2 separate regions of the Mus musculus genome follow, and region 2 is linked to region 1. Evidence: chromatin loops called from intact Hi-C (ENCODE). Cell type or tissue: heart. All regions are shown on one strand. Links, peaks and the distances in the headings refer to the core of each region. The heading gives the core; the rest is flanking DNA.

The links. Hi-C counts contacts between places; a loop is a spot of excess contacts. Peaks named below come from ENCODE experiments on the same cell type or tissue, not always from the same donor. Only the 100,000 strongest peaks of a DNase experiment are listed, where the experiment ranks them.
Region 2: it touches region 1 in a loop (7-fold over the local background); 18 of 42 quality-filtered maps call a loop at or near these places.

Annotation. Positions count from the first base shown.
Region 1 is chr5:58,734,494-58,740,223 of GRCm38, reverse strand. No RefSeq gene overlaps it. Among named protein-coding and RNA genes, the nearest start is that of Gm40306, 53 kb to the left of the region's middle. In heart, for the core only: a CTCF peak has its summit at 3,414 (motif pointing right); no DNase peak of the experiment used is centred there.
Region 2 is chr5:57,711,794-57,717,523 of GRCm38, reverse strand. The region is part of intron 1 of 4932441J04Rik (RIKEN cDNA 4932441J04 gene); the gene reads left to right. It also overlaps a transcript of Pcdh7 not described here. Among named protein-coding and RNA genes, the nearest start is that of 4932441J04Rik, 3.3 kb to the left of the region's middle. In heart, for the core only: CTCF peaks have their summits at 2,457 and 3,431; DNase peaks (open chromatin) are centred at 1,583 and 2,343; H3K4me3 peaks cover 2,409 bases; H3K27ac peaks cover 2,115 bases.

The DNA.
Region 1 (5,730 bases), core at 1,090-5,089:
AGAAAATTATAATTGTGTAAGAAAGGTAACTTTTTTCATTTAAATCCATCATATACGACACGATTGATTTGAAAATATAAAATATAATCTAATTAGCATTATTTGTCAAAGATTAGACTAGAATTTTGGTAAGGAACTATGAGGGAACATAAGAAAATAATAGTAACATATGTTCAACAACAACAAAATTCTATTTAATTAAAATTTCCCAAAAGCCATGAATACCCAGTTATCATTTACTCTATCTTCTGGCTTCTACTGCTAACCATTTCATTGTGTTTAAATTATGTTTCAATTTCCCCCAAGAAAATATCTTTCATCTCACCTCACTGACCTCTTCATATCCATTTTTACCTCCGCATTTCCTTGTGTTTATCCTATACAGAAAATGAGCTATGTAAAGCAGAATGGGAATTAATCAAATGGGACCTTGGTGAGTGTTTGGTTTCAAGTGACAAGAGTACCATCTTTGTTTTCATAGGGTAAAGGGGAAAAAAAATCACAAGAATGCAAAGTCGCTAACAGCACATTGAGATGACCCTGTCTCTTATTTTCCTCGGAGCACATCCGAGGAAAATATAAGCACAAGAGTCTTGGCGCAGGTTAAACTTCTCTCATTTGCTCACACAAGTCCTAGAAAAGATTTCTTCTCTCTGAGAAACTTAGCTCTATTCAGTTAGCTCCAAAATGATATCAATAATTGACATGAAAAATACTTGGGATAGCATTCTAAATGTAATTGAGGAAAATACGTAATAGTAAAAAATATTAAAAAAAAGAAAAATACTTTTGAGAATTAAAGATCTTAAGTAGTAAAATGCAGTTTGTTGGTATTAAAAATAGTCAAATTTCATGCAGAACTTTCTAATAAGTCTTAGGTGTTTTAGGAACTGGGTGAAATAGTAATACAAATATCTGATGCAATACACAAAGACATACACACATGTGAGTTCACAACATACAACTGTGTGTACCAGCAGCAGATAAGATAAGAGCATTAACAACAATGTACCAAAGAGGGAAAAGAAGGCAAATTACCAACTTACTGAATAACAGATTCTAGGATAGTATAAACTTTCCCATTTTTTCTCTTCCATGAATATCTTTGCTCTTTCAACACCACTCAAGCAAAATTCTTCAACAGAACCAGTTCCTGGAAATAGGTCTTCTGAATATTAAAATTGCTTTTGCTGACCCTAGAATGGAGAGTTGGAAGGCCCTACAACTTTTAAAACAACAAAAGAAAATTATCTAGAAGCCAATACTCTAGCTAGTGATTCCACAAACATTTTCCACTGGAATTTCATTTCCTTCTGCCAGACTTTTACAAGACTTTTCATTTACAGAAATATGTTACCTGAGTATGCAGATGAGATATGTAATGATAGAGAACCAGGATAAATGTATGTTAAAGTCTCTTATGCATCCGATTTTATCATTTATTACGGATGAAAACAAGTTTGTCTATAAAGAAAGTGGATATGCTTACATATTTTACATGAGGAAATTTTGACTGATCATTCAATACTGTAGATATAGGATGTCTTCAAAATCTGTCAGAATTGAATGACTTGTTAAAATTTACAGTTGTCAATGCCACTTCACATAAATACGTAGCCAGCACAAATGGCAAAGTAAATTGAGAGAAATCTGCACTAAGCCAAAATCTCCCTTTTTATGAGACTCAAGTTAGCAAGTGAAATGGAAATCTGTAAAACACACCATTCTAACATACTGTAGAACAAATATATATATTAATGTGATGTAGCCCTGGTGGGAAATAGTGACAAACACAATAAAATCTTTGATATCTGTAAATACGCCATTGTGTTTGTAAAAGAGCATAAGGATCAGCATGTCAGTATAATCACCTCATTACAGAGCAAACACCATTCTCAAGCCAGAGGTCAGGTCTTGTAAGCAGCGTTCATTGTTGGTTTGTGGCAGGAAAGCATGCTTGGAACCATGCCTACATGCTACAGATTCAGAGCAGTACTGCAGTGTAGCTGTGTCATGTATTATGGGGGTATGCTACAAGAACACCCTAGAATTCATTATGCATTTGGTTTTAAATGCAACCTTTCGTTTTTGTCAATTTTCACGAGCCTGTGGTTAACCTAGCATAACATTAATGGTATCACATGCCACCTATAAGAAGCTGGTGGACTTTGATCTTACAAAAATAAAGAGACTGCACTTCATTGCACATTCCATTTTAAGGGAAGATTTGTATTGGTGAGAATATGAGCTAAGTTAGACGAAAGCTACTAAATTGTATAGTTAGTCTCTAACACACAAGCTAGCACAGGCTCTCATGCCAAAGTTCATCTGTGAAGCTACAGTTCTAGAGTGCAAACCAGAGACAATGGAATCAAATAGTGACCTTTTACATATGAAAAAATAAAGCCGGGTTTCTCACACGTGTTTATTTTATTATTTTCATCGAATCCACAAACAATCCTGAAAGGGTGACATTAAGTAAGTCAGACAGACATGATTATGTTACACATTAAAGCACACACACACAGAAAGAGAGAGAGAGAGAAAGAGAGTGAGCTGATTAAAGCATTTGGATTTGTGGGGTGGTAGAAATTCTATTTTAGTGTCTGAGTTTCACACATATTCTATTTTAGATTCAAGTGTTTCACGGGGTGCTATTTTTAATTAAAAAAAAAAAAACTTTGCTTAGCTTCTTAAAAAGGCTCTAATTGAGCAAAGAAGGTAGATGCAAATTCTACCCTGGTGTTTGAATAGGACACAGATTGAGGCATGCATATGTAAATATGACACACACATACTCTTAGAGTATGAACACAAATATATTTATAATTTGTCTCAGATGCAAAGACATTGTGGAATTCTCACATAACATATTGTCATTTTTATTTTTGCTACTTAAATTATATTAAACTTTTAAATGATATTTTAACATAACACACTTGTTCCATAACCAAATCTGCCCCTTCCTCAAAAAATATAGTTACCATTCAAGTCAACTCTGCCCTAGTTCAAAGAGTAAAATCTTTTGTTCTATGAATTCTCAAAGGAAAACATAAAGCGTTCCTGGCCTGGATGCATTAAAATGTTATCCTTGCCATAGCTTATGCAAAGGCCATGCCGAGAAATTGCTCAGCACTTGAGAACAAAGGCTCTGAATCAGACGTCTAATGTACTATCATTTCTCAGATCCATTTGCAACCATTTGTGCTTCTCTTCCTTGATCAGTGTGTAGGATAAGAATGGAGGGTGACTGATGCCTGTAAGCTACACAACTTGGCTTCCAGAACCGGTTAGCTTCCTCCATCGCGAATAAAAAAGACTTGGGCAGTAAATTAATGATGAGAAGTGTTCTTTAGTCGGCCATTTCCGTACTTCATTTGTGCTTTGGTCAGTAGTTGTAGTTTTTGATTGCACCACAAGGGGGCGACTGAAGGAAGGCTGTTACCTCATCTCTCTGGTGGCACATATTGAATCCCAGTAGAACTATCTACACAGTCTTCATCTCTCAGAAACCCTTAACGATCTTTGTATATTTCATTAACTCGACCAATGCGTTTTCCAATGTCCTCAGATGAACCATAAACAATCTCAAATCTGTTTGCTTTGAGACACTGGTGAATACATACACAGCATATACTTATATATGGTGATTTGTTTCTAAGCTGTGGTTTGCTCTAGTGATAGTATACTTGAAATTTTAATTATTCAACAACAAACATTCCACGATTCTATTTCACCTTTATAACATTAAGCAACGCTGTAATCATTCTCTATATAAATAAAAAAACTCAATCATTGCAGATATTTTTCTTCATACACACACACACACACACACACACAGAGAGAGAGAGAGAGAGAGAGAGAGAGAGAGAGGCACATTTTTCTTAAAGGATGAGAATCGTGTCGTCAAAATGCTAAGTTTAGTTCATGGTATCTCTATTTGCTTCTCTTCAATTATAATTATGGAACTGTTACTACCTTGATATAGCCTACACTAATTTCTAGAATTTTCCCAGTAGTGTCAAGTAGGGCCATGAACTACTTTTCTTTATGTCCAATGATATTCCTTTATCTATCTTAGTCATTCTCAAGGAGGAGAAACTCTAGAAATCATAGTTAGCCTCCTGCAATTGATAGGCTATCCTGCCTGCTTCTGTATGGCATTCTGAGTAGCCATTATCATTTACTAAAATGTGTGATAAGAGGTAAACACAAAGAACTACTGTAACAAGTTATGTCTACTTCTGAAGAAATCTACTCTATCTATCTCTCAAAAGGTGCACATGCCACATAACCCCCAAAATAGAGAAATAGGATACTGACGCACTGCCCCTTACAGGAATAATCCAGGAATTAGAAACAGACAGACACTATTAACTATTTTCCTGTTTGAAATTCTGCTGTTTGTTGTTGTTTTGTTTCTGGCACAACCATTTCTGACAGCCTCTCAGGTAAATTTTGACTCTTAGCATAACTGCCAAGACATTCTTTGTTCTATCTGAATCCCTGGGCTCCAGGGGTGGCAGTTGATCGATGTAAATAGATGTATATGGTATCAAGTCATGCCAAGGACATTTTCGGTGTTTTCTTTTCTCTTATTAGACAAACAAATCATTGAATTTTGGAAACCTCTTGGAATTACATCCATCTTCATTATATTAATGGTTATAAAGACAATGCCTGACTTAGTGCAGAGTGCTAGGAAATTCTTCTACCTTCCTCACATACAGGAAAGTAATTGAGAATGCAGAAAGGTATTCTCTTACGTAGCCTGTTACCATGTTTTATTTTTTAATATCCAAAAGCTTTAATCTTAGTTCCTTTCTTTTCGTAAAGTATATTCACTATTCTATCTCTGTCTATCTCCATGAAATATACTTCATGTACAATGAGTCAGGTATGCAACTGTAATTCCGTTTTTAAAACTAATAACAGAGTTGTTTGCTTCAACAATCTCCAAACGCTACAGAACAACTGGCTATTTGGGGGTTTGAATGTGTAAATGGAACACAAAATGACAAATGAAAGGAATTATAATTTCTTTTCTTTAACCTTTTGACTCATGAAACCTAAAAGCAAATTTCATCATTGCAAACCAATTTATAGCTGTGCTGTCTGAAGTGATTTCTAAATCACTAAGGCCTGATTATCATAAAGAGTGGAATGAGCCTGGCAGTGGTGGCACATGCCCTTAATCTCAGCACTTGGGCGGCAGAGACAGGCAGATTTCTGAGTTCAAGGCCAGCCTGGTCTACAGAGTGAGTTCTAGGAGAAACCCTGTCTTGAAAACCAAAAATAAATAAATAAATAAATGAATAAATAAAGAGTGGAATGCTATTGTGCCCACAACCATGCTGGCTGTTTCTTGTAAGATGTAACCTCAGCACCTATACTGTTGGAGCATATTCTTTTTGGTATAAACCGATTACATTAGCGTTTGTCTTGTCAACAAGATGTTCTTCAGTGTTGTTTGGGCTTCTTTTTTGTCCTATTGTGGCCTTGTTTCCTAGTTAAAAGGTTTGTTTTATTCTCTAGCTCCTAAAAAGTAGCACCATCTCTAGTCTATCTTTGTTTCCATGACCTATAATTCCTGTCTCTTGCTTCCTTACAATACTTGTGTGCTTGTGTGTGTGTGTATGTGTGTATTCAGACATGGTCTTTATATGTGGCCTGGATTGTCCTTCAATTTGAAATTCTTATACATTTGTACCACCATGACACTGAAAATCA
Region 2 (5,730 bases), core at 1,216-5,215, 1.0 Mb after region 1:
GCCTCTCTGGCTGTGGCTGTTCCGAGACACCGAATCGCTCCGGGGAAGCTCCTACTCTCGCTACCCACTAGCCGGAAACCCGCAAGTTTGCATAAACTGGTGGTTGTTGCGGAAAGCCCGCGGGCTCCGGAGTCAGACTTGACTCCGACGCTGCAGCGGCGGCGGCGGTATCCGAAACTACACAGTTGCAGAGAACCAGGGAGGAGGGCCCAGGGAAGGGAGGCGGGAGGAAGGACTAGCCAGCCGCGGCGCTCACCGAAGCCAGGCTTCGCTTCGTGGGGCCGACTGAGAACTGCCCAATCTCAGCCCCGATAAGCCAAAGTCTAGTCTCCTTAGGCAGTTTGGGTGGGGGTGGGGTGATTCTTTTTCCCCCTCTAGGGCTGGTAGACTAAACCCGGCTGCGTGGGTAAGAGCTGAAGTGAGGGTGTTAGTATACCTTCCTCCCACGTCTACCCTCAGACGATGCCCCCCTCCCGCCCCAACTCCCACCCGCAACGTGTCTTCGTTTCGCAATTTAGCATCTGGGTTAGTGAATTGCTACTGGTAGGCTGAGGTCGATGTCTGAGTTCCGAAAGCCAAGCTTGTGTTCTGCCAAACCGTGACGGGCTGCAGTAGTGAAGAGAGAGCATCAAACTCCAACGAGAGCCAGAGAGGATCCTTTTTTGGAGCCCAGACTTTGGAGGTCTGGGTTGGGGAGGGGAGAATGCCTGCCTTTGTTTAAATGCTTGGAATTCCTGTCATCCGGCTCTCACTGGGGATAGACCGTGTGTGCACGCGCCTGGGGAATAAAACACATGCTAGAAGCCTGGGTATTATTTTCTAAGCAGAGCCTGCAGCTTTTAGTAACCGGCAAAGTGTAGCGTCACCTATCTGGATATAAGGGAAATAAACTTTAATGGCAACTTTGTGTACCGAGTATGCTTAACCTCTTTTCTCTCCTTTTGACTTTGTGCCTCGTGATCCTCCCTGCCATTCCCGGGCGTGAGGCTTCCCCGGTTCTCACTCATGACCACCGCAGTCTGCCAAGTCAGATCTCAGGGCTGGTGGTGTATTTCGAACCGAAGCCCACTTCTCATGTATTTCACACTGTCAAAATAAAGACCCTCTACCGAAAGATTAAGAAAAGACGAAGGTAGTAGGTGGAGTTTGTGTCGGGTCCTTACTATCTCGGAGAATGTTGCTAGGAATTTAAGGGTTCCTTTAAAGACGAATTTGCATGCCCGATCTAATGCTCACGGAATCAATTTTACTCTGAGACCAGAGGAGGCAGAATGACTTAAATAAGTCAAACACCAATAAAGTCTAGGAGCAAAGGAAGCGCGCGGTTGTTTGGAGGAGCGCGGCGAGGAGTGTGTTTGGGGGCGGGGGAGCGACAGTGGTTTCCAAAAGCTCTCCCAGGAGGGGCGGGGGTGGAAGCGCGGAGGACGGAACCGTGAGTAGTATGTGCCAGGAGCTAACGAATATTTCCCTGTCCCATAAAGCAGCATCTTTCCGGGAGGGGTGGCTCCTCCTCCTCGGCGAGAACGGCCTTCCCCGTAACCCTCCGGCCGCCGCCACCAGAGCTCTCAGCTCTGTATCTGCAGCATCAGCGAGAAAAGCCTGGCGCGCAGGCTCAGTGCGCACCGCCGCAGTCTGAAGGAGGGGGCTGGCGCCGCAGCGCCTCAGCGGCCGACGAAGTGGCAGTAACGCGATGTCCCCCTCACATTTGGAAGAATAGAGGTTTATCTGAATGCCAGCTTTCTCCCGATCCAGACTGGAATGGGAAGGGGGACGTCACCTCCACTGCGAGGCTTTGCGCTGTGCATTCCGATGCGTGGTAGTGTGGCACTCACTCCCCTCATCGCCTTACTAGAATTTTGCAAACTTCAAGCAATCGTGTGGGCAGAAAGACATTATGCACTCCCTCTTCCCTTGTCAGACCATAAACTTGAATAACCCTCCTCTGCCTCTTCAAGCATTTTCCCGCCGCTCTTGACAAGGGTGGAGGGAGGGACTGCGTGGTCTACTCTTGCCTAGAGTTTGCATATATTTCCTCCCCACGACGATTAGGGGACAGGGGTGCAGCGCGTCCTTCACACTGTAGTGGTTTCCTCTGAGAGAGGGAGGTAACCTCCTCTCGCCCTCCCCACTTATCCCCACCGACTCTGCCGCGGAGCCAAGCCAGCGTGGGAAATGGGTCCGACGTGTGTTGCATGGATAGCAGCGCGGCCAGGCTGCTGTTGGGCCGGGAAACCTTGCTCTGCTCCCTCCCCCACCAGTCGCCAGCTCCGACCTTTCCGCCAGAGAAGTGGCAGCTCCTTTGCCGCCTCCCCCTCCCCCAGCGGTTCCTGTGGACGAGAATGGAATGGGCGGGAAGAGGGTAAAGGGGGGTAAAGTGGGGTAAAGGGAGGTAAAGGGGGTGACACCCTCCTAGCGCCCTTGCGGCGGCCGTTGCTCCCAATCCTCTTCCGCCCCCTGTCTGGGCGCTCACACCACTGCTGTAGCCTCCAGCCCGTGTGCAGGGTGAATGAAGGCGAGCAGTAGTCCCGTCCCCCCCCCCCCCCCGCCCCATTTCCGCAGTCTTAGAGCTAGTGTCACAAGTGCTCAGCAATTTCATTAAATGGAACCCAGGGACTTAATCCTCCCAGTAGCAGACCTCACCAGGGGAATGTGATATCCGGATTCGCTCCCACCCACAGACCCCACCCGGTCTCTCACACCCGAGGCTGCTTTTATCGTCTCAACCTGAGAGGCAAGGTTCACGAGGAAATGGGATCAAAAAGTGTAACCGGCTGCAAGAAATTAAAGAGGTTGCAGTTGCTTCTGCCGCCGCCGCGGCTTCTCTGGCAGACAAAACCGAAAAGGAGTAGTGTTCTAAAGACTGCCTTCATCAGTAACAGGACGTCATCATTTGGAGGGAGCAAAATGTTTTAGGGAAGATTGAAACGTTTACGATCTTTTCTTTGTTATTTAAAAGGAAATGCCCCGTGATAAGCATACATGTAAAATAAAGCAGACATAAAAATGAAATTAATTAAAATCCAGATATCCCATGCTAATATATGTCAAAGAAAAATCGGAGTGCTTTTCTTTGCCAAACACCGTCCTCCAAACTTAACAGTTCAAGTACTTTTTCAGTTAAGAACGTTGGTGACAGAGCAGGGTGGCAGGGATAGTATTTGGGGGTCCCTTAAGTGGCTTAAGCCTTTTAAAAATGAAGACTGGCAAAAAAAAGTAAGGACAACAAAGTTTTCAGTAAGGCTAAGAAGCAAGTGCCAGCGGCAGGGTTTCAGGGTCGGGAGTCTTTCATTTATAATAGACGCTCTATTATTCACAAGAATGCGAGAAAAAGGTTAAATACAGTAAACATGCTAGCCAGTCCTGGAGAGAAATATAAAGCACTAAGTACACGGGAAAGAGAGAAAGTGACTCAAGAACTCCACCAAGGGACAAACAGTGGAAATGACACCCGACATCTCCAAACGCAGTGACCTTTCATCTTTAAGGAAAGGTTTTCTTCCAGGCCCTCTTCCAGGTGCTGCGGGCTGTTCCTACGTCATCAGCGATTGTCCTAGCTACTTTTGGTAAATTTAATATGTCAGTCTTCTTTCTCAGTATTTATAAACACTTACCCATTAAGCATATACTTTTAAACAGCAGACATAACAATCTGTAAATGTCTAGTACCAAAAACAAAAGCAACAAACAAACAATCAGAAAAAAACGATTCGAGTTCTTGGGTAGAGACTTTTGGCTACATTTTTTTTTCAGCTTGAAATCCATGGTTGTAGTACTAAAGTGTGGGAGACTGAAATGGTTGAATAATTCATTGTGATAACAGCCTTTTGATGGACATTAAAACTCAGCAGTTTAAATAAGGAAACCACAGACTTCCTTTTAGGCAGGTAGCAACTGCTTCCATCAGTGGTTACTTAATTGGTCTCTAGCCAAGAAATAACATCTTCTCTGCTATTTAAATCTTGTATGTAAGCTATACATTACAGAAGTAAAAGAAAACAAGTTAGATGCTGCACAAAACTGATTCTTACAGCCTATTGGCTAACTGTAAAACACAGACACAAGGCCAGTGTGATACCATGTTTTCAAAGGTTAAAAAAAATATATCCTTGCAGATAAAATTTAGTTATATAAACATTAATTTGTAAACTATGTGATTTTTATATTTCATTAGAATGTTTTTAATTAAGGCATTTTATTAGATATTTTCTTCATTTACATTTCAAATGCTATCCCCCAAGCCCCCTATACTCTCCCCTACCCTGCTCCCCAACCCACCCACTCCCGCTTCCTGGCCCTGGCATTCCCCTGTACTGGGGCATATGATCTTCGCAATACCAAGTGCCTCTCCTCCCATTGATGACCGACTAGGCCATCCTCCGCTACATATGCAACTAGAGGCACAGCTCTGGGGGGTACTGGTTAGTTTATATTGTTGTTCCCCCTATAGGATTGCAGACCTCTTTATCTCCTTGGGTACTTTCTCTAGCTCCTTCATTGGGGGCTCTGTGTTTCATCCAATAGATGACTGTGAGCATCCACTTCTGTATTTGCCAGGCATTGGCATATCCTCACAAGAGAGAGCTATGTCAGGGTCCTGTCAGCAAAATCTTTCTGGTATATGCAATAGTGTCTGGGTTTGGTGGAATATGGGATGGAACTCAGGGTGGGGCAGTGTCTGTGTGGTCTTTCCTTCTGTCTCAGCTCTGAACTTTGTCTCTGTAACTCCTTCCATGGGTGTTTTGTTCCCCATTCTAAGAAGGAGCGAAGTATCCATCATTAGACTGTTTTTAAAATAATTTAAGAAACTTGATAGAAAAGATTTCTACTTTAAAATTGGCAAAGATTTATGGTTGGTTGTTTTTCCATTTATACCGTTTTAATTTGCCAAAAATATTCGATCTACACAGGTTTCCAACTTATGCGTCACATTAAAAAAGGTCCAACTAATTACACTGAGAGAGACATTGTGCCTTATTTACAACAATTTATGGGACATTTCAAATTTATAATTTTTTTCACACATTCTCAACAATCTGAATTTGGAAAGCCAAAGGGACTTTGCCAAATGTAGGCAAGCGTTTGGGGAAAGACTTTTGGCAGTTTAAAAGCAGTGCATTCTACTGAGCATCACTTGAAGCTATTACTTGTCAGTCACTATGGCAAATTTGAATGTGCCAGTGCAGCCTGCAGGATGAACTGGAGACATGTGCTATCTCTTCATTATAGATGCAGGATACTTCAGACATAACTGTAAGCAATTAACACTGATGAAAAAAAATATATATATAAAACATATATAAATAAACTATATAATATATAAATAAACTATATATATGTAATATATATATATATATATATATATATATATATATATATGATCTGAGGGGAGGAGGATCTCATTAAAATAACCCAAGTAAAGGTTGCATTAAAACAAATGACCATGCTTGAACAAGAAACCACTGAAAACTATGAATTAGCTCTAAAATGCTAACTCCATTCCTTATATTAATTTCCCACATTGTTTGGGTCAGAATTGTTTAAAACAATAATTGGTTACTTTAGCAATCATGAAATTTCCAACGATTATCATTGAGACTGTTCACTGACTTGCGCTCTAGTCTTAAGTTAAGCTACCAGTTCTGGGACCCCTGCAGGCAGGATGAATCTCTTTGCTAGCTTTGAGCCACTTGAGTGGAAGGGGAATTGAGTGGCTGGCTGAACTAAATAGCT